Regions from separate parts of the Homo sapiens genome. Here region 1 is linked to region 2. The links are chromatin loops, found by intact Hi-C in ENCODE. Cell type or tissue: heart right ventricle. All regions are shown on one strand. Links, peaks and the distances in the headings refer to the core of each region. The heading gives the core; the rest is flanking DNA.

Evidence for each region. A loop is a pair of places that touch in the nucleus more often than their neighbours do. Peaks named below come from ENCODE experiments on the same cell type or tissue, not always from the same donor. Only the 100,000 strongest peaks of a DNase experiment are listed, where the experiment ranks them.
Region 1: it touches region 2 in a loop (34-fold over the local background); 5 of 110 quality-filtered maps call a loop at or near these places.

What each region holds. Positions count from the first base shown.
Region 1 is chr9:18,064,213-18,079,587 of GRCh38, reverse strand. It overlaps a transcript of ADAMTSL1 not described here. Among named protein-coding and RNA genes, the nearest start is that of ADAMTSL1, 400 kb to the left of the region's middle. RefSeq lists an enhancer at 7,371-8,570. In heart right ventricle, for the core only: no CTCF peak of the experiment used is centred there; a DNase peak (open chromatin) is centred at 7,813.
Region 2 is chr9:17,804,793-17,820,167 of GRCh38, reverse strand. No RefSeq gene overlaps it. Among named protein-coding and RNA genes, the nearest start is that of SH3GL2, 230 kb to the right of the region's middle. In heart right ventricle, for the core only: a CTCF peak has its summit at 8,972 (motif pointing left); a DNase peak (open chromatin) is centred at 8,967; H3K27me3 peaks cover 922 bases.

The DNA.
Region 1 (15,375 bases), core at 3,249-11,248, 260 kb before region 2:
GCCTCAGCCTCCCAAGTAGCTGGGACTACAGGCGTGCACCACCATGCCCGGCTAATTTTTCTGTGTTTTAGTAGAGACGGGGTTTCACCGTGTTAGCCAGGATGGTCTCAATCTGTCTCCTGACCTCGTGATCCGCCCACCTCGGCCTCCCAAAGTGCTGGGATTACAGGTGTGAGCCACTGTGCCCAGCCCAATGGTTGCTTTAAAAAAATTAAAGAAGTTAAAAGGATATTAAATGGAAACTTTCGACTTGAGGTATCAAGATGCGATAGCAGTGAAATCCCAATGTGAAGTGGTAACCAGAATATAAATCTTCAAAAAGAGTGTAAATTACTTTATGAGATTTAAAAACCCTTCTTTACGAGGATGAGAGTAAAAGACTGAGAATACATTTTGAGAAAAGAAGGATTTTTGGGGTGAGAACTGCTAGACAATGAGCCTAGTACCCACCATCAAAGGAAAGGATATCTGGGGATACCTGCCCTCTTGAGTCAACCCTAATGAGGGCTGCATCTATGGGGCCACTCAGCGTTCAGTACAGCACACCTCTGGATGGAGGTTCCACAGATACAGGTTCTGACCCCTGCCTGGGGAACCTTGAGATAGACAGGCTGATAAACTACTCTGATATGGGAGCCAAGGAGAGGTCGCTGCCTGGAATCCACTACTCCGTAATTCCTAAGAGCAAAGGCAGCATCATGATTGTTTCTTGATGCCAGAGATGGGCCATACTGAAGACAGCTCCATTGCCTTTTTTTGAGGGTCCAGGGGCTTGTAGTTGTACAAACCAACTGGGAAGGCAATGGATTCCCTGCAGAGAGAATATGGGTGGACTGGGCTTCTGGAAATCTAGGAGCTGAGAAGGGAGTGGTAACCAGAGAAACAGAATATGCCTACATCCTAGGGGTTACGATTGGAGGGGCTTAGAAGAGAAGTCTAGAAAAAACCACAAAAATACTCACGAGAAAGTGATACAGCTTTAAATATACACCAGGACCAAAGAAATATCTATTTTCCAAGTGTATCTGTTGAGCAGAAACCTTCTGTTCCTCTTTCCTCTCCTCTCTCCCTGAGCACAACCCTGGATGAGCCTGAAAGTTAGTCAGCGAAACTCTGACTAAGAACAGACACACAGGAGCTGTGGGGTAGGGGAAGAAAGGCTTATTTTTGAATGCAGAAAAATAGTGATGAAATGTAGAAACTCAACATTTGTATTTCTGAGTCTAGATTTTTTTCAGCTAACTATAACTTCAGGAACCTCTATTTCCTAGGAGGCGTAGGGACAGCCCAGAATTTTCTATCTGTGGCAGAGAGAAAACTTTCCCCACTGCGCGACTATAAAAGGCACAATGGGAGAAAAAAATTGTTTTATTTTTATTCTATCTCATGAGTCATGCTTGTTAAAGTACTGATTAAACTGGTTTCACTTGAACTCCGTGCTCACAAGCCCCAAATGGGCTCTCAACACAGCCCAGCAATGCTACTACTTTTATCTGTGTAGCAGGCTTGTTTGCTCACTATTCTCCTATATGACTTTTACATCTTCTCTCTCAGTTCAACTCTCCTTCCTCCATCCCTTCCCACCCTGTCCTTGTTAGGTGACAAATATATCTCTTTCTTCGTTGAGACCCCAGAAAGGCCAAGATGGGGATGCCTTGACTTCTCACCCATGAAACTTCCTAAATGGGCTGCATCTTCTTCTCTTACATCCAAAGACAACTCCTGCATAAAAGGCTAGCCCCTCTCCATCTCTCTCATCTTCCTCCGATTAGCCCCTTCTCCTGCCTCAACAGTTTCTCTCTTTTACCCATTCTATCAGCATACAAATATGCATTTTTTTTAAAGTCCTCCTTGGACCCCACGTTAGTCTGCAGCTTTTTCCATTTCTCTTATTTTGTTCACAATTCAACTTCTCACACAAGTAGCATTTACTTGATGTTTACCTTCCTTCAGCTCCCATTTACTTCTCAGCTACTCCAGTGTGGCCTCTGACCACCACTCCTTTCTTTGAAACTTCTCAGTGAGATCACCGATAACTTATCTTGTTAAATCCAAGGGGCCTTTTATCAATCATGATATGCATTTTCTCAATATCACAGGTCCCTCTTTAAGCTCAAAACACTTTCCCTTCTTGACTTCCATGCCATTACTCTGTCCCAATTTTCCACCTTAGTTTCTAGCTGTTCTCCATCTCCTTTGCAACCTCCTCCTCTTCTCCATGAACACTCAATAAGGGAGAGGAGTCCAGGGCTTGCCTCTGGGTCTCTGCATCTTTGTTCTCTGCCCTCTCTTTCCTCCAACGTTAAATATGCCTTTGTGTAGCTTTAAATGCCATTTGTATAGTGATAACTACCACATTATATTTCCAGGCCAAATTTCTCCTGGGAAATTCAGACTTTTATATGCTATCACTAATTTTATACCTACATTTGGATATTTCACAGGCATGAGAAATTCCACTGGTCCAAAATAGACCAATAAATCTCCACCCTCCTCCTCCTCCTCCCAGACTGCTTCTCTTTCACTCTTCCCATCTCAGTAAATGTGGCCAACGTTTAAAGACACCAGGAACCTGGGAGTCATTCTGTATCCTTCCTTTTTCTTTATCTTCCGTAGCCATCTAACAGCGTGTAATTCCAAGTATACATTCAATCGGTCCATTTCTTGTCATCTCTACTACCTTGTATGGTTCACCTAAACTAATGCAAAAGCCTCCTTAATACCACCATTTTTCCTCCTATTTTCTGCCAAGCCACACTCCACACGTTATCAAAACACAAGTCATTATTGATATGTATCAATAATGTACATAGCCCAGCCCCTCTCCACATATAAGTCCCTCGATGTACTCAACAAAATCCTGTCTCCCAGCCGTTAACAGTGGTTCCCTGCTCACATGACATTGCCACACTGGCCAACATTAGCTGCTTGTACATTCCCCTAAGAGGTCTCCAAATATTCTATTTGCTCTGAATGGAACATGCTCAAAGCACTCATAACCACATTCAGGTGTTTTTTATCTTTCTCAAGACAGCTTCCTAATGTCCAGCTCCTTAGAGAAGCCCCTTTCCTCATTATCCCATGGAGGCACTATTTTTGTCACTGTGCCCTTATCATTTCTGCCACAGCATTTATAGCCACTTATGATCATGCATGTGTTTGCTCACTGATCTTTTTCCACAAGTTTTAAGTGTCTTAAATGGAAGAACTGTATCAGTGGTATTTACCTGTGTCCACCTCACGAGGAGGACAATACCTAGACTACAGAAGGAACTCAGTAAGATGTGCAGAAGAATGTATTAATCCGGTAGCACAGCACCATGGTAATGACCTAAATTTCATAAAATATTTCCAATATTTCCCATGTTGAGCAATAGTTTTATTAGGGCTTAGCTATCCATACAAAGAAAAGAAACAAAATAAAACGTGAAACCACGGGAATAGATCTTGGTTAGGAAGGATTTGAGGAAGTCACAATTATTCATTGGCACATTGTTTAGAGAAACCAAACAGGAACCTAATAAAAGAGAAAAACTAATATCCTCATTCTTGAATCAGGGATTCATCTTGAGGTGATGTTTAAATTGTGTAACAGTTTTAGATGCTATTACTTAGGTGAGTGTTTATTTGTGTTGACACTACACTACTTCCTCTGGAATTCAAATAAATTGAATGCTGGTTTGGGACTTGGTATTTAATTAACAGCTTGATCAATAAATATTCACTCAGCACCTTTTACAGGCACAGGTCTGCCCACAGCAGGAACTTCCCTGTATTAGTTCAACACTCAGCTTGGAAATGCCCCAAAGCCTGGGTCAGCACTAATTCAGCCTTGGCCTCCTTCTGGGGTTACACAGCCCTCCCAGGGTGGGCTTGGGGCCAAGGATGTTACTTTCTTTCCCTAATCCATTTTCCGATGTTGGCTATGATCTTTGCCTTTTCTTCCTTTAGAAATGAAACTGTTTTTCTTCTTGGATAAATCACTGCAGTCAGCTAGGGTATATGCCAAAACTAAATGATTTTAGTGTGCTATAAAGTAATGAAATTGACTTTTATAAAACTTTTATATTGAAACTGACTTCAAACTACACACATTAACCCCATTTTATTACATAGTCCGCAAACTACACAGCTTCAGAAGGGTGGGATAGGGTGGGGTGAGTCCCAACGTACTTGTGGCTCCCACCCATGTTAAACTACCAGGGCTTTTTTCTGCTCAGATAAAACTCTTTTGCACATTGACTGTGACCTCACTTCTACTTCACTTTTTAAAAATGCATACAAGTGTACCATACACACTTCTTTATGTTATAGAAGTTTTAATAAATTTAATAACCATTATTGTAATATTCTTATTAGACTAAGTAAGAAATGATGCAAATTTCAATTACCATTATAGTAAAGAAATTCATATCAGGACTCAAAGGAAAGTGGTTTTCCCTCCCCCTCACAGAAGTTTTATAAAGGAAAGATGAAAAGAAGGGAAAGAGGGAAGTGAGGAGTGTAGGAAAGAGAGAGAAAAGGAGAAGGATAGAGTGAGGGAGGGCAAGAGGGAAGCAGGAAGGCAGGAAAGAAGGAAATAAATAAGGAATATAGGTATAAAAGAAACAAGAAATGTACATTTATTTCCAATAAATTTGTTCTGCCTGGCTGATGACAGCATTCCCTTTCCAGTGAGGGGAAATGCAATGTGGTGAGGCTGGGCACCATGGCTCACGCTTGTAATCCCAGCACTTCAGGAGGCTGAGGCAGGTGGATCACCTGAGGTTAGGAGTTTGAGACAAGCCTGGCCAACATGGTGTAACCCCATCTCTACTAAAAATACAAAAATTAGTTGGGCCTGGTGGCAAGCGCCTGTAATCCCAGCTACTTGGGAGGCTGAGGCAGGAGAATCACTTGAACCCAGGAGGCAGAGATTGCAGTAAGCAGAGATCATGCCATTGCACTCCAGCCTGAGTGACGAGAGTGAAACTCCGTCTCAACAACAATAACAACAACAACAAAAAAAGAAAGAAGAAAAAAAAAAGAAAAGAGAAGAGAAAAGAAGAGAGAAGAAAAGAAAAGAAAAGAAAAGAAGAAAAGAAAAGAAAAGAAAAGAAAAGAAAAGAAAAGAAAACACAGTGTGGTGAAATGAATAAATCTGCCAAACAAAAAAGGGCCAAAGTGGAATGAGTCCTTTCCTCCAGGGTCACCTGAGAACAGACAACATACTCTTCGTTTCTCTGCTCCACACCTATTTGCAGGAATCTCCATTCTATGCACTCCATCTTTTGGCAGCATACAGACATCTGGATGGTGCTTCCTGCATTGCATTCATAGTTTTTTGAAAGAAAATGACCACAGAAGCTGAGCAAGTAGTTTACAAGCCAAAGGGAAGCCTGGCTTGCCTGTCATTAAAGCAGATGCAGCCTGGGCCAGCTGGTGGGCATCTCAGACCTGCACCAGAACACAGGGGCATGATTTTAAATCTCATGTCCCCAATGCTCAAAGCGTAAGGAGTTCTTAGATGCTCCAAAAAATGAGAAATGAACCCAAAATTAGACCGTTCACTGAATAAACAAGCCTACTTCCTCCTGCACTGCCTCCCTTTTCAATGCGAAAAAAAAAAATCAGTTTTACAACAAGGCATGAAACAGGCTGATAACCTCCCGTGTGAAGCAACCTTTAGCAAATTAGCCTAAAATAGGGCTTGAGAATTCTAACTTAGAAGTCCCACTCCCCAAGTAGATCCTGAAGTTATAACTAAGACTACCTCATTTAGCACATGACATTGCCAAGGCCGCTGAAGTTGGGTGACACCCTCAAGGTCAGTCATTTAGAAGTTGGAATCTGTTATTTTTAATCCCTTGCCAGAGCTCACTTAAATACACCATGTTGTCTTCTATCTTAAAACAGTTCCAAGGTTATAAAAAATGCATGCATATCTTTTAAATGTCAATAACATGATATAGTTATACGTGAAAGTGTTCATATTTTCACCCAAGAAAGACTAAGAAACACTGTGTCCTGATTCTCCAGAGCTGTGTTGCTTCTGCACATACACAATGGACCCCACCCAAAGGCCTTCACCAATCCCCCAAGTGCAAACACCACTGTGGCATGTAATTTCCTCTGTAAATGTGTAAAGTACACATGAAAAATACTTGTGCCCCCTTTAGATATCTTCTTAACAATTCTGTAAATATCACCTAGATGGATTTATAAAGCAGCTCTTTGCAGGAGTCCATGCGATCAAGTAGAAAGCACAAAACTAGTTGAGATGTGGATCTTCATTAGGCATTCACACAGGCTGAATCACTCAGCTCCACACAGCCTTCTCCTCACAGGGCCCACAATTCAAGTGATGAATTGCAGTATGTCATGCACTTTGGGGGTTACTCTGAAGAGCTGACAAACAATATATTTAATCCAGGAATTACAAGTAATCCTGGAATTAGCATGAAGAGAAAACACGTGGCAGGCCTGGTGAGCCTGTTCTGGCCTCTCAGAATGTCATGAACTTCAGTGCTCTTCATTAATGAAGATAACGCTGTGAGGACAACACTATTAATCTACCCTAAGAGAAACTAACTAAATATCAGCTTCGTTGTCTCGCTTCCTAAATAGGCAACAAACATCAAACTGGACGGTACATAAAAATTCTTAATCCTTCCCCTAAGCTGCAAATGGACAACAAATACAATCTTTACTAGAAAGGAAAAATATCGTCTCATCTTTGGAAAAGACAAAGGATATTATCTAAGCCTAATTCTACACATCAGTTCCTGATAGCATGAACTGGAAAACTCCACTATTCTTCATCGCCCTCCGTGGGCAATGAAAATTGTCAGCCTAATAGTACCAACCCTTCAAAACGAAGTGGGCCCTACAAAAATGCCTGGATAAAAACATACAAGTGGTCCAAGATTTTCTTTTTTCTGTCTGAACAATGTTGTCTCTGAGAGATATGCAGATAATCAACCTGTGGTGATAACTGTGTTTAAGGAACATTATTTGTGAGATAGAAAATAACATTCTCTACTTTAAAAACAAAAACAAAAATACAAAACACATGAGTGTGTGTATGTGTACACACAGTTCACATAGTATACTAGCAAGCTGTGTTGGTTTGAAGACTAGGTCAATATTTGCAGGTCTCAGCTTCTCAAATATAAGTTCAGAAGCCTCTACAAGATGCAGGCAAATGATCCAATACTGCAGGGTGAGTAGCACTCTCCAGGCATGGATAGCTCTTCCAAGACTCACATTGGACAGCCATCTTTGTTTTATTCCTGTTGCTGCACCCTCAGCAATGAGGCCATCACATAAAATCATGTTTCGCATAACAGTGGTAAGAAGCCTAAAAATCATCAGCTGCCATCGAAAGTAATGAAAAATATTCACAGAGGCCTTCAATCAGCCCATTTTTGCTTTTGCAACTATCATTTCCTGAAAAACAAGAAAAACGACAAATACAATCCAAAAATAAGATCCCCACGGCACATGGCTTTTGGACCACCCGGAAAATGCAAGCTTGGACATACGAATGGCAATGTTCTTGTTCTAACAGTTGCCAGGGACAGCTAAGAGCCTTAGAAAGGTTCTGGCACTGTCAAGAGCTTGGAACCATTAAGCTTGTTCTATATTAAAACAGAACTCAGAGTATTTTCTCTCTAATGGAGATGAAACTGAGGATCATGTTCTAGCAAGGGACACACAGGAAGTGCGGCTGATGAATATCATCATTCAGCACCCTTCACAATATCTCTCCAGCAGTGACTTCCAAGCTCCCCAGATTGAGTCATCCTGGAACACACAACGCATCAAATAATTCACCGGCTGTACTCTGAGGTATGGGCACGTGCTTCAGCACTTATCTCCTACTTTCGAGGAAACGTCCTGATACAGAGAAATCTCTATAGAGGACACACTCCCTTCCTGGGCTTCACTTGGGCTCTGCTAGGTACATGGATAAAAGCAGAGGGCCATTTGAAAATGTCACTTCACTTGTACCTGACACTAGATTTATCATTCCTACCCTCTGAGTATATTAGCATTCCTAGCATTGTTATAGTCTAGTAATTTACAAAGTATTTTTCACATTTGAGAATTTGGAACAATAACATAACCACTTACTAATCTTTTAACTGAATTCTGAACTCCGGTTCCTTTAACTATTTCTTCACCATGGAGATCCTTTTATACAAGGCAGGAACCCCTGTTGTTCCAAGTATCTTGATAGAATAAGGAACAGACAGACACACACACTTATTTTTGGTGTTCTGGACAAATTCTAAAGCACTCCCATAGATATGCTCTGAAGTGACCAAACCTTTAATTTTTTTGAACCAAAAACATCTGACAACAAACAAAAAAGTTATAGTTCTAGAGCCTGCTCACCAGTTTTCATGGGACTATTGTCAACTTGGGGACATGCCGTCCCCCACAGTGGCTCTGTCACAGAATGCTCATCTCAAAACTTAAACCCCGACAGCAATCTCCTCTCTCTTCTGTTTCTTTCTCCATATATTCTTGATCTTTGACCTCATCCAGATCCTTAGTCCCCTGACCCCTCCCTGTTTTTTCTTGCTTTGCTTTCCTTCTAGTCCTGTCTAGCCCTGAGTCTACAGTTCAAGCATGAACCTGATCCTAAACCAACACCCAATGTTTCTTCTCTGCCCCTAGACCTGGGCTGCCAAGTGCTGCTGGACAACATTCACATATTTGATGCCACTAGCTGTGCAGAGTATCAGATCATCGGGGTGGGGATGAGTGTGCAGTCCTTCTATGCTGTTCAGCAGCCCATCCTGCATCATCTCCACACCATCCCATCCTCCTCTCTTCTGTCTATCTAGCCCCGCTCTTTACATTTGGCCACAATGAATTCCATGGCTTCTGGTTTGGCTATAAGACTCCTTCTCCCAAGGGGCTTTGCTTTCTTATCATTTCCCAAGATTTTATCTTCAGATTCTCCCTCACAGCTGGGCCATTTAGTTCAAGCTTACTAGAATACCGAAATCTTTCCCTTCTTAAAATAAAAAGCAAAACTTATTGTGCAAAACGCTTCCTCAAATTTGCATCCTCCACTTTCTACCATTCATTCATTTACTCATACATTCCTATTCCCTACCTCTCTCTCTCATTTCTTCAATTTCACATTCCGTCCCCAGGCAAAATTCTTGAAAAACTGTATAAGAGTCTATCATCCCTATTTCTTCTCGTTCTGTTAATTTTCCAGCCAGCCACATTTGCCTGCCATCCCTCTCTGAAGCAACTCCTGCTCTTAGCTATGTCGACCAAGTCAGATGGGTTTCCCAGCACTGGCTCCTCTGTGGAAGGACTGGCTATCCACTCCTTCAGGACATGTTTTCCTCCCTCAGCTTCACTAGACGGTGCTCTCCTATCCAGTCCTTTTTATGGTTATTCTGGTTCTTTGAATGCTTGTGTTTCTTAGAATTCAGTCCTCTTACCTAGTCTGTTTTCAGTCCACACTTACTCACTGGATTATCTCATATAGACCTGTAGCCTCACATCTAAGCTTAAGACTGACGAGTTTACTCACTGGTCTACTCTAGATCTCATGCAGACATTTCCACTCAATATGTCTAAACCTGAATTCCTAATCTCCCCATGACAAGTTCTGAAACCAAAGATTCAACTATAGGCTCCAATGTTTCCACCTCCCACATCCAATCTCTCACCAAATCCCATAATATATGTTCTAAATAGCATTCCCTTTGTCTTCATCAACTTTTAATTGATTCTTTTCTCTGCACCACCAATGCCATTACCATAGTTTAGAGACCTCCTGATCTTTCTCATGGACTACTATAGCAGTTTCAACACTATGGCTTCATTCTATCATAACCTCACTTCTACTCAATCCACCCTCCATGTATTGACAGGGTCTAAAGATAAATCCAATCAGATCACAGTATTGTCAAAATAAATAAACACTTCAGCAGCTAAAGAATAAAGCCCAGATTAGGAGTGAAATCACATGTTAATATGTTTTAAACTATAAATTTTGACCCATAAGTGGGCTTTGAAATCAAGTTAATGGGTTGTAACCAGCATTAAAACAATATGAAATAGAATAGAATAGGCAATATCAGAGTGTGCTGCAAAGCATAATGGTAAACTTATGAACCTTTTGTTTCAGTGTTTGCATTTTCCATATATGTGTATGTATGTATGTATGTATATAATACGTTGCAGTGTAATATGTCCTTCTTATTGTGAGTAAAATGTGAGCCACATATATAATTTAAATGTTTCCAGTAACTGCATTAGAAAAAAGTAAACTAAAATAGGTGGAATAAGTTGTATATTTTCTTCAACTCGATATATTGAAATTATCATTTCAACATGTCATAAGTTAAAAATGAAACATATTCTTTTTTATACTAAGTCTTTGAGATATGGTGTGTATGTTACACTTAAAGCACATCCTAATTCAGACACCGTATTTCAGCTGCCAGATAGCTTACATGTCAGCAGTGAGTCACGTAATGATAGACCTGTTTTAGACACACACTTAGCTAATGTAACCATCCATTCTTCCTTGTATCTTCCTGTCTTTACACATGCTGTTCTGTTGTTTTGTTTTTAAATCCATCTGGTAAACTCCTATTTATCTTTATACCTTTACCTCAAGGACCACCTCCACTGGAAACTCTCCTGACTTACAAGGCCAAGTTAGGTAACCTCTTCTAGGTCCCAGAGTAAAGTGCTGTATAGCACTATACCACTCTGTAATTGATCTTTCACATGCTGCCTTAGGCTGTCAGAATGTGAGCTTCTTGAATGCAAAGATGTATCTTACTTGCTTTTATAACCTTAGAACTTAGCACTGCTATTGCCACATAGAGTGCTTTCAGTGAAAACTTGTTAAATATATTAAAATTTCTAGATTCACAACATTAAAAACTTCCAGAAGCATCCAGGGGGACACATAGTCAGTCATGGCTCCAGCTGAGAACCTCTGCTTGGTTTGCGTTTCCCTTTAGGAACCCTGGGTTGAAGCCTTTCCTTGTGGGGTTTACCATTTTGAGGTGCATTTGTTCATTGGTATCCATGGAGGATTGGTTCTAGAACCCCAGAGAATAGCAAAATCCATACATGTTTAAGTTCCTTATATAAAATGGTCTAGTATTTGCATATGGCCTACACAGACCTTCTTGTAAACATTAAATGATCTGTAGATTACTTATAATACCTAATTCAAGGTAAATGCTATGTAAATAGTTGATACACTGTATTGTTTTAATTTGTATTATTTTTATTGTTGTATTGTTATTTTTAGTTGTTTTTCTTTTTGACTTTATTTGTGATCCATGGTTGGTTGAATCCAGAGATGTATAACATACAGATATGGAGGGCCAACTGCACTTACACTCTCACTGATGGGAAGAGCTGCTATCTTAATAAACAGTCCATTTCTAAGGGTGGGGTGGGCCAGCCCTTTACTGATTCACAGGAAGTACGTTTTTGGCCAATACACCCCATCACTATGCCTCCGGGCAGGACCAGACCAAACCACTTCAGATGGCTATTATTATTACTAACAACTTCCAGAAACCTAACTTCCACAGTCTCCCTTTCAAATTGTTTTGTTTTTAAAAAAATTATCCTGTCGAAAGCTTTTCTTACCTACTCTAAATCCTCTGTGCTCACTGTCAGCCCACCCCCTCCTGTTTGAATCTCAGGAGAGCTACAGAGGAGCTTACCAGGAGGCTCTAGAAAAGAACCCTCTTATGCTTCAATAACAGCATTAAATCACCCTTAAGTCTTCTCTTCTCCAGGGTAAACAATCCAAATTTCTTTAGCCTTCCTCCATAGATCTTATTTTACAAGCTTTTAATCACCGCCTCCAGACAAGACTCTCCAAGTTCCTAGGCCCGGCTGCTGTTGTAAAGCTTAGTGCTGCCGACAGCTCTCTGTGCTGAGTATTTCACCGCCCCTCCATCCTGACTGTGAATAATATCTCTTCATATTAGGTAATGGCCTCAAGAAAACTGGAATATGAATTAACATGACTGTAATTCTCAAAATCAGGAAAGTTTTGTAATCTAAATTGCCCACTACTTAAACTCACTAAACACAGTAAGAGCACAATGATTATGGTTTCAATGTGGTATGTGGCATTTTATGCTTTCATATTTCTCATCTCATAATATGGCAAAAGGCCCTCTAGAATGAGGAAGAGGAGGTGGAGGAAGAGGAGTATCTGCTAATGTTTTTGAATTTTCACTGCATGCCAGGTATTGTTCCATGCATTATACATATTAACTCTTTAAGTAAGTAAAACAAATAAAGTAGGCATCATCATTTCTATTGTGACCTTAACAACGAGAAAGTTAGCACAAAAAGATTAAATAACTTGATGAAATTTACATGGCTAGTAAATAGTAGAGCTGGGATTGGAATCTAAAGAGTCAGGCTAACCCTTAACCACTTGCATTTTTTTTTATTATACTTTAAGTTTTAGGGTACATGTGCACAATGTGCAGGTTAGTTACATATGTGTACATGTGCCATGCTGGTGTGATGCACCCATTAACTCGTCATTTAGCATTAGGTATATCTCCTAATGCTATCCCTCCTCTCTCCCCCCACCCCACAACAGTCCCCAGAGTGTGATGTTCCCCTTCCTGTGTCCATGTGTTCTCATTGTTCAATTCCCACCTATGAGTGAGAATATGCGGTGTTTGGTTTTTTGTTCTCGCAATAGTTTACTGAGAATGATGATTTCCACTTTCATCTATGTCTCTCCAAAGGACATGAACTCATCATTTTTTATGGCTGCATAGTATTCCATGGTGTATATGTGCCACATTTTCTTAATCCAGTCTATCATTGTTGGACATTTGGGTTGATCTAACAGCTTGTTCACTGAACCCACTGCTATTTTGATTAGGATCTCATAGTCATAAAATTCTGTTTAAATTTCACCTAGAATTGCTGTTTAAATTAAGGGAATAAACAACAACAAAATATTTCAACAACATACCTAAATGAGAATAGCAATTTTTAATTACCTAAAAATATAAAAACAATATTTTAGTAAAGAGCTAGTCATCTAATAATCACTTGCTTTCTGTATATATAGGTACACATTATATAAATATGTATTTTCAAAAGGGATGGATGCATAAAATAATAAAGAATATTTTAGATACTTTTAAGTCAACTTAAAGTTAATTAGATATAAATAACCCTACCTCCTATGTCTTATATAAACATTTGTAACTATCTTTCTCTATGTAACTGAACACTAGTTACCCTGGTGATGCTAGCATCCCAGAAATATGAGCAATTTATTATAATACTTCTATTATTGGTGCTTCAGTTTCTGTGTCAAAATCTTTATTATACAGCAGCATTTCCCAAGACTTGGGATGCTTTATCACTGACGGTACTTAGGATTTTAAGAATACTCAAATTGTTTTCGGGATTTATGCAAGATTATTTGAAAGAACATAGTGACACTATATTAAATAACATCACCTTGTCATAAGCTTATTTCTTTTGCCATTTCTTTCAATCATTCTGATTAAATAAGGGAGAACTGGTCATTGTGGTGGTGCCATTCTTTTTTTTTTTTTTTTTTTTTTTTTTTTTGAGATGGAGTCTCGCTCTGTCCCAAGCTGAAGCTGGAGTGCAGTGGGGGCGATCTCGGCTCACTGCAACCTCCGCCTCCCAGGTTCAAGTGATTCTCCTGCCTCAGCCTCCTGAATAGCTGGGATTACAGGCACTTGCCACCATGCCCAGCTAATTTTTGTATTTTTAATAGAGACAGGGTTTTGCCATGTTGGCCAGGCTGGTCTCGAACTCCTGCCTTCAGGTGATCCACCCGCCTCGGCCTCCCAAAGTGCTGGGATTACAGGCGTGAGCCACCGCGCCTGGCCCTTTCTAACACTTAAGAATCTCCCATTTAACAAAGAACAAACTAACCTTAAGCACAGAGACTTGGGCAGACAACAAAACATAGCTAGAATTTAAAGACGTCATTTTATTACCCCTGTGTTTATTTTTCCAATTACTTTTCATCTACGACCTGTGGCACTACTTTTCACTTATGGTGGTGATATAAAGTTCACTTTTAAGTTAACTGAATTACAAAGTAAGCAGATTTAATGACATAGTTCAAAATTATAATGGTACATAAAAATGGAAACAATTATAAAGAGGGCATGCAAATGATTGAACTTTGAGAAGAGAGTAATGAAACACCATGAGTTAATCCACACTTATTAAAGATGAAAACCTAAATCCTTAAAGACATGCAGTCTCCTTACTCTGTGACTAGAAATTGCCAGCCAACACAATAGCTTATTCCATCTCTGTGTACAGGAAATCCTTGCATGTACATCCCAACAGAGATGTGAATCTGTCCCTCTGGGTAAGATGTGAATCAGTGTGGTATATAGAGCCAGGTTTCATGTTTTGGAGTTAAACATGAAAAAAGTTTTCTACAAATTTACTTTCCCAGCTGCAGAGAAGCCCTTGGAAGTTTGAAGTTGTTTTCCCCAAGGTACTGAATTGCTTCGAACATATTTAATAAAAATCCGTATCTTTTCAACCCTTTCCTTGTTCCCAGGTTTATTCAGAGCCCACCAAAAAAAAAAAAAAAAAAAAAAAAAAAAAAAAAATCTTTAGCAAATACTGCTTTCTGAATCAATTTTTGAATACCAGTGTGATATAGTTATAATAGACAACCAAACTTTATATATAATATTTTGTTCCAATGTCTTGACTCAAAGACATCTCCAGAAAATATTAGCATATGTAATATCTATAATGTTTTCTAAATATTATATATAAATTTTCATTATATAACCCTCCCAAAAAGGATATAATTTACAAATTAAAGGGCACAAACAAGCCAATGAGATTTTATAGAAATCCAGTTATTAATCATAAATTTAAGCTACATGTAATCATTCTTTCATCAACTCGTCTACCTCTTTATGAATGTTCATGTATTAGGTTTATGTTATAGGGCATATAAAAAGGAGAGAGAAGTTCTGCTCTCAAACACCTTATACCCAAATCAATCTGTTAGATTCTTAAAAGTGAATATAGAAACTGTGGTTCAAGAAGGAGGTAACAGGACTTTCACTTTATGTTCCTATAGATAGCCTTTTGGAATTAACTCTAATGAAATAGAACTCCTAAATTGTAAATAGCAAAAGAAACAGCCAGAAAGTTCATCAAAACCTGAGTTCTCAAATTCCAAGTGGCTCTACCAGGCTACCACGAATTTACAGTTGGAGATGCTGAGAATCATCCGAGATGGAGGAGACTAACATTTTGCAGATTTCCCTCTGCATGTCCCTACAGACTACATTGATCATTCCACGGTGCAACCCACCCCCAACCCACACCCTTCTC
Region 2 (15,375 bases), core at 2,584-10,583:
AATATCTTCCAGGAATGATGAGGAAATCAAAACACTCTCAGCTGAAGGAAAACCAAGAGAATTTGTCACCAGCAGACCTACCGCCAAAAATGGCTAAAGGAAGTTCACTAAACCAAAAAATAAAAATAAAAAATGAATATTAAAACATCAAGCGAAAAGAAAGAATGGGGGGACGGGAGGAGGGATAGCATTAGGAGATATACCTAATATTAAATGACGAGTTAATGGGTGCAGCACACCAACATGGCACATGTATACATATGTAACAAACCTGCACGTTGTGCACATGTACCCTAAAACTTAAATAAAAAAAAAAGAAAGAACAGTGGAAAGAACAAAAACATGGGTAAAGTAAACTTTATTTCTTCTCTTGAGTTTTGTAAATTGTGTTTGAATGTTGAAGCAAAAATTGTAATACTTTCTGACTCAGTTCTCAATGTGTGTAGAGGAATTTTTTATAAAATTAATATTTATTTTAGATGATTATATTATAAAGGAAAGAGGGTAAATGGATATAAAGTGAGGTAAGATTCTAGAATTCACTGTAACTGGTAAAATACTGACAACAGTAAACTGTGGTAAGGGATGTGTGTGTGTGTGTGTGTGTGTGTGTGTTCTCTTTAGCAACAGACATATTTCTAAGTAGCTCAAAGTTGAAGCATTTGACATTGACCAATTTAGGTTTAGCATTCTGCTAAAAAAAAAAACAGCAAATGTACATTGAGTGTATGGCCATTAACCTCTTGAAGATCTAAGGGTTCTAAACTCAATTGCCTCCAGGTCTGAGGAAACCAGAATTTTTTTTAAGATTTCATTGTTCTTTTTTTTTATTATTATACTTTAAGTTCGGGATACATGTGCAGAACGTGCAGGTTTGTTACATAGGTATACACATGCCATGGTGGTTTGCTGCACCCATCAACCTGTCATCTACATTAGGTATTTCTCCTAATGCTATCCCTCTCCTAGTTCCCCACCCACCGGCAGGCCCTGGTGTGTGATGTTCCCCTCCCTGTGTCCATGTGTTCTCATTGTTCGACCATTGTGGAAGACAGTGTGGAGATTCCTCAAGGACCTAGAACCAGAAATACCATTTGATCCAGCAATCCCATTACTGGGTATATACCCAAAGGATTATAAATCATTCTACTATAAAGGCACATGCACACATATGTATATTTGCAGCACTGCTCACAATAGCAAAGGCTTGGAGCCAACCCAAACGCCCATCAATGATAGACTGGATAAGGAAAATGTGGCACCTATACACCATGGAATACTATGCAGCCATAAAAAAGGATGAGTTGATGTCCTTTGCAGGGACATGGATGAAGCTGGAAACCATCATTCCCAGCAAACTAACACAAGAACAGAAAACCAAACTGCATATTCTCACTCACAAGTAGGAAACCAGATTTATAAACTTCAAAAGATGACTAAGAATAAAAGGTAATACATGTATTCTATAAGTGATCAGAAAACAGAGAGTACTTCGCTTGATCAGGTATTTAGAGAATGGGCCTAAAGAAGAGTTGGGATACAGAAGGTGAACATGGAGAAAGGCACAACATGGCATGATGCAGTTCTCAAATCTGGCTGACCATCAGAAAGACCTGGTAACTTTGGAAATTACAGATTTCTAACGGCCAACCAGAAAGCTCTCCAGGTGTTTGCAATGATTAGCCAGGTTTGGGTAGCCACAGGTTAAAACAAGTTTAATACATGCTGACTGATTCAATAACTGTGCAACAACATTTGGCTGTTTCCACATAATTTATTCCTATAAAGCATATTTCATAAAAAACTATACCCAGTGCATTATGAATACAACACCAACTATGGTAATAATTGATTAGATGATATAAATTCTTTCTCTTATTTACAAGAATGTAAGTTCAGGAACAACACCGTGTTTATGAAAAAGTCAGATGAAGGCAGAATTCTTTCCTGCTTATTTTCTGGTGGCATATTTTTCCTCTTTTTTTGTCTCTGTTAGCTCCCACCACTCTGGCAGCACTGGGGACTTCTTAGATGGTGAGCTGACTCAACAGGCTTCTTCAGGTGAATGAGGATCTCTTGCTTATAAAGCTTCTGCATCATTCAGCCCTTTCTCTTTCATGGAATACCTTTCCTTGGATTTTCTCCTCTTCCCTCTGAAGGGTAAACTTCAGAGACCTGAGATTTCAGTGTGGGCCTGGGTAAACAGAGTCCAGGAAGTCTTTCCTTTTGCTATGGAACCAGACCTTAGGCTACTGCACTCCAGGGGAGAGAGACTCTCAGAGTCCATGGAAGCTGGCTAAGCCAGACACTGGGTTAGGCCCCAGCAGGCCCTTTACCCATCCTTATCCTCTCCTGTCTCAGTTTCAGGGGGATCAGAGCTGGGGCAAGATGGGGTCTGAAGTTCCTGGGTACCCTAATCACCTATAAATCTTTCTCCACAAGATGCAAGTCCCACAGTGTTTCCTAAAAGCTTAGATGTTAAAGACTTGAAAACACATAGAAACCTTAAGCATCATAATTAAATCACTTAAACATAGTTACTTTCAGAGCAACTTGGTATAGTAGAGTAACTGTAAAGAGCTGAAAAACAGCTGTGGACCAAGACAATTTCACTGTAGCACATGCTAAAATAACTGAAGCATGATAAAATGTTTTCATTATTTTGGAATCAAAAACGCTTGTTAACTAATTTATAACTATCCTAGAAATAAGGTTTTTATATTTTTGTTTTTGCCAACAGAGGTCCCATTCAGGAACTCTCCACAGCCCATCTGTAGCCGTAAGTTATCTGCAAGTTACTCAGGAAATACAAGGATGCTCATCATGAAAAGACATTTCTCCCAAGCTCTCTTCCTTTGGTTTCCATCCATACGGAGACTGGGCCTGAGTGTGGAAACTATCTCCATCAGCTTTCTGTTCTTGAATACTCTTATGAGTTTGCTTGTTTTGGGGTTTGCTTATTTGAAACTTAAGTTGCTATTACGAGCGTTTCAATGGTGATGATGATGATGAATATAAGTTTAAAATAAAACAAAGCAGAATAAACAAAATAACACACTGGTAACCTGCTTGTTCTGTACTGAATTTCATATAGATGCCCATGATTCCACACAATAAATTGTTGCATGTTTCCTGAACATGCATTCCTTCATGCTGCCTTTGGCCTACCTATTCCCACAGCCTGAAAATCATGTTAACTATTGGATGAAAGAGTTGAATTAGAGGACAATGGTGCTTTGGCCCTTTATTAGAGCTCTGGGAGGCTGGGCTGAATCTGCAGAGTGCATTTGGAGGCACAAGTCTTTGTCTCACACCCACTGAAAGAGACTGTTAACCATGAATCTGTTCTTTCCAGCCATGCCTGCATAGATAAGAAAATATTCTTAGTCCTCCACCTTTAAAATGCAGATTATGCTAGTGGTAAACTTTCTCAGAGATGACTGAAATATTTTTTAGAAAGCAGCATATGGAAGCATATGGAGTCAGCCTTCAGTGAAAGAAAGCCAAACCACAGCTTGATCCATTTATCCACTGATTCATTCATAAATTAGTTCATTCACCAAGATTTATGGATAAATCAGCAGTCCACGTTCTGAGTTAGGTTCTAGCAGTACAACAAGGAATGATGCATGCTGCTTTCTCCCACCTAGTTCACAATCTGGCAAGAGAGAGAAACACCAAACAACAAACCATAGTACAACACAGCAACCACCATAAAGAAAATGCTTCTGCTATACCGTAATACCGTCTCCCAATGTATACGTGCGTGCGCGCGCGCACACACACACACACACACACACACACACACACACACACACACACACACACCCCACCCCAGATCAGTCAGTATGACCAATCTAGGCAAAATGGCTGGGCAGCACACACTCATGGAGAAGTTTTTTAGTGGTTTTGTGCTTTTCCACATTTCCTATGCTTCCTTAATCCTTAAATAAGAAACCCAACTCCGGTTTCCCTTAGACACCTCTCTCATCCCACGTCAGGTCTCACTTTCCTCAAAGTGGTCAATGAAGTGCTCCTGGCTCCACAGATGTCTTTTTTTTTTTTTTTTTTTTTTTTTTTGCTTGCCCACTGGGAGCTTCCTTTGGTAGCTGCTGCTGATTTTTGTCCACCACTATTTTCCTCTTCTGTAGTTGATGGAAAAGCCTTCTTTTTACACCAGTCTTTGGGGCTATTTATTAGGCTGCAGGACCGGCATATGCCCCTGGTTGTATTTTAGTCTGCCCTCTTGAGGAAAACTTAGGTCCAACTTTCCTGGGATCTTCACGTAAGACACTGGAATGGTACCACCTGTACCCAGTTTTACATTCAAAATAGCTTTTCCCCAGATCCTGAACTAGATTATGCCATCCTGGTTGTCAGGAGGATGTCTCTGCCTGTTCAGAGGACTTCAGTCAGAAGCAGGCATTAACTGTGGTTCCCCCCCGATATTGTGTAAGAGTCTTAATCCAGGTATCAAAGGGTCTGACTGTACACTTATCTATCAATCAATCATCTAACTGCCTACATTTTTTTTCACTCTTTCTCTCATGAAAAGAGCATTCTTTTACACCCCTGAGCTCCCATGGTAGCATTTAGATTAGCCTCTTCCCCCTGCAGATATAGGACCAAGCAGGTGTTTGCAGATGTTCCACCCTTCTGAGTCCAAAGCAGCATCAGAACAAAGCTGAACCCATACAGTTTCTTATATTTGTAGTTTTCTTAATTCAGAGTGTATAGAAATTCCTAGTGACCCTTGAAACTTTTCAGAGTGAAGGGAAAATGTTCCACTTGCTCTTTATTTTTATACCAGAACTCCTAAACCATTAAATTGCACAAGGGAGAAGGGAAAGGTAAGACAAATCTGAGTTCTTTATTTAGCACATATGTGAATAGAACTTTACAACATGTAGAGCAAATTAATTACATTTCATCTTATTATCTAAAACATGTTACATCTACGATTAATGTCAGAAATGAGAAGTGCTCTTGATAGGAGAGGAGGTAATTTGATTTATCCTCTGTGGTGAATTGAGGCATAGCCCATGGTTTATAAAGTGAGGCATCCCCAAACTTCATCTTAGTGAAAAAGGACTTTTTTTTTAAGTCTTCTCAGAATTCTTATGGGAATTCTAACAACCATCAGGAGGTGCTTGAGAACCAGCAAAGGCAAAAACAAAATCTTTGGGTCTTTACTCAGTGGACAATGCATAAGCATGAATTATACCTCTGGTATATTACTAAGCCCTGAAACATTACAGAATGTAAGCAAAACTTGATCCTCAAGTAGTCTCGAGTGGAAGACATAGATTCATATTATTATACATAGAAAAAGCTTAAAGGAGTCCCTGACACATAGAAATCCCTTAATAACAGCTTTAGTTATTAGCTTCTGCACTATAATAGACGCACATGATATTTTGTTTTGTTTTTAGATTCAGAGGGTAAAGGCAGGTTTGTTACATGGGTGTATTGCAAGATGCTGAGGTTTGGGCTTCTAATGATCCTGTTGCTGTTGCCCAAGTAGTAAATGAGGTATCCATTAGGTAGTTCTTCAACCCTTGCCTGCCTCCCTCTTCCTTTTCAGAATACCCAGTGCCTATTGTTCCCATCTCTGTGTCCCTGCATACCGAGTATTTAGCTCCCACTCACAAGTAGGAAAATACAGTATCTATTTCTGTTCTGCCTTAATTTGCTTAGGATAATGGCATGTGAAGTTTTAGAAACTGCTATGACCTCATAGAGAGGAAATGACATGGGGAAGTGGTATAAGATCTTACAGAGGAGGTGCTTTGAGCTGAGCATTGGAGGATCTGTAAGGAGTTTCCTAGGGAAAAAAGAAAGAGCATTCCAAACAGAAGCAACAGCACAGAGAAGAGCAAAGCCTTGAATTCACATTGGTACTAAAGGAATCCTGAGGGTGTATATTGTCCATAGAACAGAGGGTTGAAAGATGGGATGGGAGAAGATGCAAATTTAAAAGGCAATTGGGCCCAGATGATGAAGGACTTTAATGTTCAGGCTTTATTCTGTACACAATAGGGGCAAAATTTTGGAGAAGAACAGTGATGTTATCAAACCTACGATTTCAAAAGATCACAACAGGAGTTTCTAAAAAAGAAGGACTGGGTAAGACAGGTGGCGGGTGCAGGGACTGCAATTAGGAGGCTCTTGTGGAAATAAGGAAGATAGGAGGAGGGGACCCAAAACAGGCAGGGAGCAGCAGAGAAGGTGAGAGACTCAGGAACACTGAAGGACAAGCTTTTCCTTTTTTTTTTCTTTTTTCTTTTGGAGACAGTGTCTCGCTCTGTCACCCAGGCTGGAGTACAGTGGCATGATCTCGGCTCACTGCAACCTCTGCCTCCCAGGTTCAAGCAATTTTCCTGCCTCAGCCTCCCAAGTAGCTGGGACTACAGGTGCATGCCACCACGCCCGGCTAATTTTTTGTATTTTTAGTAGAGACGGGGTTTCACCGTGTTGCCCAGGCTGGTCTTGAACTCCTGAGCTCGGGAAATCTGCCTTCCTCAGCCTCCTAAAGTTCTAGGATTACAGACGTGAGCCACCATGCCTGGCCAGGACAGGCTTTTTCATTATGAATTGCTGCACAAATATTCTTCCCAAAGTATTGGGCATAATTTTTAATGAGGTTCATGTCTATACATTGGGAGTTCTTTTTGATAAAAGAAGTAACTAGATTATTTTTTAATTTTTATTTTTAGATGGAGTCTCGCTCTGTTGCCCAGGCTGGAGTGCAGTGGTGCCATCTCGACTCACTGCAACCTCCGCCTCCCGGATTCAAGCGATTCTCCTGCCTCAGCTTCCCGAATAGCTGGGATGACAGGCACATGCCACCATGCCCAGCTAATTTTTGTATTTTTAGCAGAGACGGGGTTTCACTATGTTGGCCAGGCTGGTCTCGATCTCCTGACCTCATGATCCACCCACCTCAGCTTCCCAAAGTGCTGGGATTACAGGCGTGAGCCACCGCGCCTGGCTATGACTGGATCTTATGCTCTTTTCCTACTGGCTCCATTGCCGGGGGGAGGCGAGCCTGTTTTTTCTTTGCAGGCGCCACTGGGTGCAGCTCACTGAATTACAGGCACAGGACTCAAAAGTATTATAATCAGTCCTGATCAAGGGATTTGGCCAACCTGCACTAATAACAAATGCCACACTGAGGTTTCATTGCACTTTATCAGAAAGGATAGAACATGTTCTTTTCTGTGTTACAGAGATGAACATTAAAAAGGTGGTTTGCTTCAGCTAACAAAATGAAATGCTGCTGTTCCAGATAAAAAAAAAGCAGGCAGCAGGGCATGAGAGAAAACAGAGGACACTGAAGGTATGGGCAGGTCGCTCATGTGTGTGTAATGCCCGCAGATCATCCAGACCTGACTGACAGATAGCTGTCAATCAAGAGCAATGAAGGACATCTCCATTCTGCAGTCCTATTGTCTGAAATCAGAGATCCTCATTGCTAACGACAACATAAACAATAGTTGTTTGTTACTACGTTTGCTGTTAGGGTGCAGAAGAGCTTAAGATGGATGAATGGTTTGGCCTCTGTTTAAATTGCATCCTCAGAAAAAAAGAAAAAGAAAAAAATGGAGACTCTGGATTTGGCAACTCTCTTTCTCTCACACACACTATATAATCCACTGAAAATCTTGGCAACTCTAAGATCTTTCCAATGCAGCCTAATCTGACCACTGTGTGCCACTCCACTACTGCTACTGTGTTCCAACCAGCAGTGCCTCTGGCCTGGCCCCCACACTGGCCTCCCAGCTGGCCAGTCGTTCACTGCTGACCACCCCCTCTCACAGTCAGCAGGGTATTCTTTTAAAGAAGTAAATCAGATCAAGCCACTCCCCTGCTCAAAGTCTTCCCATGGCTTCCCATCACATCGAGAAGAAAATCCCAGTCTTTAAGGGGACCCTCCAGCCCTTCGTCATCCACTCCTACTTCTCCCATCTCGTCTCCCACCATGCCCCTCACACCCCTGGCTCCAGCTCCCGGGGCCTCTCTGGAATCTCTCAAACTTGCCAGGCACTCTCCTGCCTTGGGCCTTTGCTCTTGCTGAATCCTCTGTCTGGAACGTTCTTTCCTCTATGGCACATACCTAAAACAGCACCCTCCCCATCCCTCTAACCCCTTACTGTGTCTTATTTTTTTCCACAGTTTTCCTGTTGTTTTATGATACATTTGTTTATTTGGTTGTTTGTCTCCAGATTTCCTGGCATTTTATTATACATGTGTTTAGTTAACTGTTTGTCTCCTTCCCTGGAAGGTAAGTTCCATGAAGTGAAAGATTTAATCTGCTTCATTTAGCTGTTGCGACCCAGTGCCTAGAATAATGCCATGCAGGTAGCAGCTTCTCAAGTGTTTATCAAATGCATGTAAGATTGAATGAATGAGTGAATGATACACTGTCCTTATTTCCTAAACCAGACCAATTCTCCCTCCAGTCCTGAAATAACACCCACTTTTGCCCACACAACATCCTAGGCCAACCTGGCCTAAGTGATTTCCCACAAAGTGGGGAAATGAAACAGTGTTTGAACAAGTGAAAAAATTCGTACATTTTTAAGACACCAGATGATGCTCTTCGGACCACTTCAGCTATTCTCAAGAACTCAGCAGCTGCAGCCACTCTGCCTAAGGAGGAGAACTTAAAGAGTACATCATTTGAGTAATAAACTTCAGAGGATTCTGAACGTTTGCCATAACTCTGAATGACCTCAGAATACTCCACGGATACATTACATTATACAAAGTATAACTTCAAATAACTAATACATGATTTCAATCTTTTGATGAAAAAAACTCAAATTTCTAAAATAACTATTGCATTATTTCAATCTTTTGATTAAAAAACTAAAAATCAGAACTTCTTTCGGAGAAAATAAAAATAAAAGCCAGCTTAATGCTACAGGAATCAAACTACAGCTAAAGGGCATTCTAGCCAAAGGTCACAGCGCCCTCTACTGGCTATTGATAGCTAACAAACCATGGGGAAAAATTCACGGAGGAAGCCGCTTTATATTCAAATCCATTCACGGGATTATTAAAAAATATTTTAGTCCCTGCAAAGAAAATGAGCTGTGGCTATAAAAGAGGGAAAGATTCAGTCCCTGTTTTCAAGGGGGTTGAAGACTAGTACGAGGAAGAGAAATTTGGAATTACAGTAGAGTAGGACAAATGATGCCATCTAGAACACCAGGTGGGCATTTCGTCCAGCATGCAGGGGTGTGGGGCAGTGCCTGAGCTGAGGACTGAAAAAGGGTAGGAGTGAGCCATGTGAACGGAGGGGTGTGTAGATGGGCAGTGACGTTCCAGGCAATGGGGCCACAGATGGAGAGGCATGGAAGTGAGAAAGAACCTCAGGAATTGAAAGTTGTGACAATTACTTTTGGTTGCCCACTCACCAACCGTCCCCTGACTTCTTTTTCCCTCTGGTCTGCCTTCCTGTTGGTGGCTGAATGTGCCAGGTACTGACTTTCCTGACTGCTTTCATGGCTAGAAATAGCCCTGTGAACAAATTCTGGACAATGAGATATAAGGGAACATTTGCCAGAGGGATGGCTGAGATAGAATTTCTTTGATGATAAAAGAGGAGACACCCATGGAGACGACACATCATGTCAATCTGCCTGTCAAAGTTGTCGTGAAAAGAGGTGATCCTTGTTGCTGTTGCAGCCTTCCGGTGAACATGAATGGCAGCATCACTAACACTGTGAGGCCGGCAGTCCTTGGTGACATTACAGAGCTGCTGAACCACCCACCTCTGGGACCACCTATTTCTGTCCTTGTTGTTATGAAAGAAAAAATAACCCTTATGGCTTAAATCACTCCCAGTTATGTATTCTGTTATTTTTAGCTAAAGCATACTCATTGATATGCTCACATTCTCTGATGTGAGGAACCAGTGCAAGGTTTAAGCAAGGATGTAACACAATGAAATTTGCATTTCCGAAAGATCAGGCTGAAAACAAGCAGAGAATGAATTGAAAGAGAGCAAGACAAGAGGGAAGAAGACCAAGTAGGATATCTATAATGGTATAAGCGAGGATGGGGGAGAAAGGCAGAGATTAGGGTCTGACCTAAGAATAAAACAAAAGGGAGAGATCTAAAAAATAATTAGAAAGTTGAATGGACAGAGTTTGGTCATTCGTGTGAGAACTAGAAGATGAGATGAAGGGAGGAGTCAAGAATGAATCCAAAGTTTGGGGCTTAAATAATGAGGTAGGTAGATGGGTCACTTCTTGATATTCACAATTGAGGAGGAGAATTAGATTTAGGACACAATGGAAATGATGAATTCTGTTTACACACTGAATTTAAAGAAGCTGAATTTCATATATGAAAATCAGAGAATCTGGACTTAAGAGAAAGATTTTCAACATATTAATGTGTACATGGTAATTGAAGTTATGGAAGTCGACCTGGTCACTCTTTGGGGAACATATATACAGAGAAGGAGACAAGAAAAGGGTGTGGAGAGAGGCCCTCACAATGACCAATACCCACAGACAGACAGAAAGGAAAGCTACACAGAGACAAGAGACTATAAAACAGCAGAGGGAGAAAGCAAAGAATGAAGCGTCTCCAATGGCAAAGTAACAAAGTTTCCAGATGGAAACTTCCCACTTCAGTGAAACAGGGTCAGGAAACCACACTTTGGTGCCTTTAACCAGGACAGTTCTGTGGACTGCTGAGTACAGAAGCAGAAGCCAGTTAAGTTGGAGAGATGAAATGGATATGAGCAGTAGATGCTTCGTTCAAGAAGATGGCTATGCAAGGGAGGAGAAAGATTGAGGGACAGTTAGGGAACGCATGGTGAAGGTATCATTTCAAGATGTGGGACATTTGAATGTATTTACATATTGAAGAGGAAAACCAGCAGAGGAAGTGGGTCAGAGAGAGGGGAGACAGGTGATAATTGATGACATAAGATCCCTGAGGTTTCAGGAGGGAGTTGTAGGCACAAGCCTTGCAAACAAATTCAGATCACAGTTCTTTCCAAAGCCACTTAATTCCAACTCTTGGGTGGAAAATTCGATCCCACTCAATACTGGGGTTCTCCTACGAAGGGTCATAGCATACCATCAAAACATCTGGATGAGCACTCCAGTTGTTAACCACAGTGATTACCACAGAGATGCTCACTCTTTCAGTCTACAGGGCCCATCTGCTTTGGAGATACTGGGAGCCCATAGGCCTGGGAGCAACTATCACAGGATTTATCATATACACAACCCAGCATCTCCCAGGGTACTGCCACTGAGTCCACAATACAGGTTAGAATTCCCCTTCCCCCTCCACCTCCAGCCTCCTCCTCATATGCAGAAAATCATTATATTCATACTTATGGTGGCCTATCTGTGTCATTTTTTGGACCCAAATATGCTCCCTCTCCCCCCATAAAAGAAAAGGTAAAAGAAGAAGGTGAGGTGAAGGTCAAAGTTTTGTGTTCCCCCAGAGATAAAATCTTATAACCAAACTCCTTAATAAAAACATCATATGGATATATTTTCTCATGCTTGTACTAGTAAGAGGGACTTTGAAACATGGTATTGTCACCACTTAAGATTTGCATTGAACATGAGCCAGAAAATGATACATCATACTATCTCAGTTTCTGACTATCAGCTGGATTTGGTGGCTCCATATTCATAAGACCCAAATATGCAACTGTAATTTGATGTTCTCACCCAAAAGCCAATCATCTCTGTGTGTCAGATGTTCTTTCTGGAGATGCCACTGCTTATCTTCAGGTGGGAAGAATAAAGTGAATCAATTTTGGAAAGCAAAGTCAGCAAACTTCTTCAGATGTGTGGACAAGGGCCACTCATGTCTTCATGCATTTAAACAAATGCTGGGTACAAGGCAAGCAAAAATTCCCCCAGCTAAAGACCCAGACCATGTAGCAGACCTGCATCATAAAATGCATAAAATGCCATATTTTTAAGAGAAAAGGGGGAGGTGGTGGAGTTAAGTCATTTATAAAGAGGAGTCTTGCTCTTTATACAACTTGAACAGCCTCCAGCAATGTCCAGGGAAGGGGGAGTTTGACTAGTGGAAAGGTGCATTCCAGACCTCCTGGTAGGAATGGCCCCATGGCAGAAAACATTGCATCTGGCTATCAGTGCATGGTGAAACTGAACATTACAATTAACAACTGGCTGTAAGCACACAGACTCAAATTTAGCTTTCTGCAGAGTTCACCTGCACAAAGAACACACAGATTGGATGATACAGCCTTTCAGCCTCTGTGATAGCTTCCCCACCAGCTGGCATCCCACACTGCTTGGGTGAATGTTTAACCTTCGTTAAATAAATAGATCCTTGCTGCTAGCCCTCCTGAGGCCTATTACATAGGGCTGCCCATGTGAGAAACAGCTTGCTCACACAAATCAGTGCCTCAAATTTGAAGCATCTGGCCCAGTGATTCCAATTTTAGGCTTATATTTGAAAGCACAGTTTGATTTCTCTGTTCACTTAGCATATCTCACATGATCGGCAGTTTCATAGGCCCATCAGTAGACCTCAGTGTCAGCTCCTCTGAAGAGGAACAGCCTGTGTGTTTGAGAAGCCCCCAAGGACCTTCCAAAGATAATAGGGGAGGGGGCACGTCATAAAAGTACTTAAACACACCTTGCAATTTTTCTGAAAATCTGTAGGGCCTTTTCATGGAATTAGTACCAGTCATCGCTTACATATTACTTATGTTAATTGTAGCTGAATAACTTCTCGTTCTTGCTCATTCCGAAAATAAAATAACACCCTAGCACCTAGGCTGTGGTCTTTAAATTCTACCTCCTACTCAACAGAAACAAGACTCCTTGAAGAAATGGCCAATTCCAGTTCTGGGGTAAGAAATCTACCAGAGGAGCCTGGTATTTCTCACCTCACCAGAAAGCAAGGAAGTTTGGAGTGACACCTAGGGTTGTATTCAAAGTACTTGGAATTCAACTTGAATGGATTCACACTGGCCAAAGCAGGGACAATTTGAGTATCAAAGGATAACTCCAATGGATTAAAAGCATACTAGATATGTTTAGATCCACGAATTCATAATACTTTAAAAATATTTATTGGTCACCACTGGAGATGGTAGTCAGTTAACTATTTTGAAAACAAAACCAGAATAAAAAAATCAAGATTTTATTCTATCTTTCCTCTATAGACTATAATGCCGAAAAAAAGTAGATGATGAAAGTTTCTTTATAGAAGTATTCTGGCAAATAAAGAAATGATAGAATGTCACAACTTTGCAACTTCTAATGAATTAATGCATCTAAGGAATGACCATCCCCAGCTGCCAAAATCACAAAAAGATAAATTATCAAAGATTAAATACCTCCTGATGGAAGCACACACTAGTTAAGAGGTAGTCTTGGTAAAAACTCAAGGCACTTCCCTAGATCTACGTACCAAATCACTGGAAACGAAAACGATATTAGGAACAAGTAAAATACCACCACAGGGATACAATAAGCAAAATCCAGACTGCAGGAAACTCTATGGAATGAATGATCTTGTATATTCAACAAATTGCAAGAAAAAAATATGGAAAGGAAACAAATGAATGGAGTCTTAAAAGTCATATCAACCCTCTCCCAAATAAAAGGAAGTCACTGATTCCCAAGGTTTCTCATTGACCATGGAGTGATCTATTCCCCTTTAACCTCAAAGCCCCACAGTTTTCCCAAGATGTGACTACAACAATGCTCTCATTATGATACATTGTTAGTCCTCAGGTCCTACCTCCTACCTTAATATTTCTCCTTCTACCTCCATGTTCTTGAAATCCCACCCCTCATTCCTGCCAATGCATTTATGTTAACTGAAGACTTACTACTTGCTATCAGCCACATGAACCCTAAATCCACTACAACTCTGATGTCACACAAGATCTCTGTTTCTGAGGATCTCAAGGGGATTGGAAAGATGAAACTTGTGCTAAAAGTTAGGTCTTTAGGGCTGGCCACAGAAAGAAATCCTACTCAAGGTAGTTGTCGAAAGCAGAAATAGTACAGCACATCTGAGCCACAATCCTTGAGGTTCAGCAAGGGAATCAAATATAAACATTAAGTCTAAGGGTAGATGAGATTATAAAACATAAATAAAACCAAGAGCCAGGAACCAGTTGGGACCTAGACTGGAGGGGAAAGGTAAAGAGATCAATTAAGACAGCCTAAGAATGGATATAAGGAACAGCGTGGACATCAATTGATTTGTGTTTGTCCAGTATTTCACTTTGATTTGGGAGCTGCTTTGATTCCATCCTAAAGCCTTGGCCCTTCTCCTCCACAAGGAGGGGCGATGACCAACACTGGGACTACTATGGGGCCCTATCCACCTCACCACAGTGCTTGGACCATTGTGACTTGTCCAAGGTTGGACACAGATCCAAGCAGGGCTAATCAGGCTTCTTCCATGCAATTTTCCCATTTGGATATTAAAAAGAAAGGGCACCTTCTACCTTTATGTATGAAGACTCACATCTATCAGCAATCATCTTCCCCATGATGCGCAAACAGTTGTCTATGGCAGGAGAGAATTAAACCAACACATCAAGAGGAATGGGAATAAGCACAGCTGAGATATAAAAACAGAAGAAAAAAAAGAGGGAGGCAAGCTCTAAAGACATTGCTTGAGGCCCTAGATCCAGTCTTGCCCAAAGTGAGTTCCATTCTTGAGTTTACCTATTACATGAACCAACTCATTCCTTTTTTGTCCTTGTTTTAGTGTGTGTTAGGTTATTGTCAATTACAACCAAGATTTTCACTACTGTAATATGTAGGACAGGTAAGCTCTATACCCATTCCTAAGCCTCACAGGGTATGGTGCAATCACGGCTCACTGTAGCCTCAACCTCCTGGGCTCAGATGATCCTCCCATCTCAGCTCCCCAAGTAGCTGGGACTATAGACATGCACCACCATGCCCATCTAATTTTGTTTTTTTGTTTGTTTGGTTTATTTTGGTAGAAGTGGGGTTTCACCATGATGCCCAGGCTGGTCTTGAACTCCTGGCCTCAAGTGATCCGGCTGCCTCAACCTCCCAAAGTGTTTGGATTACAGGTGTGAGCCACGACACCCAGCCACTACTTTCATTCATTAAAGCTCCAGTGGCTCCAACCTTATGAGCTTCTGCTCTTTCCCTAGTGTCCTGGTGAATGAATTTGAATTATTCTATACTGGATGCAGCCTCCAAATTTTAAAAAGCCATACATTGTCACGGTTCAATGTTACGTTTTCTGAAAAGAGGTGCACAGCGAGTATTTTGGAAAATGCAACTCATTTTCCACTGACTTAAACTACCATTACAGAAATGTTTCATAGAGGAAGACTTTATAGCTGGAGTCAGAACTGAT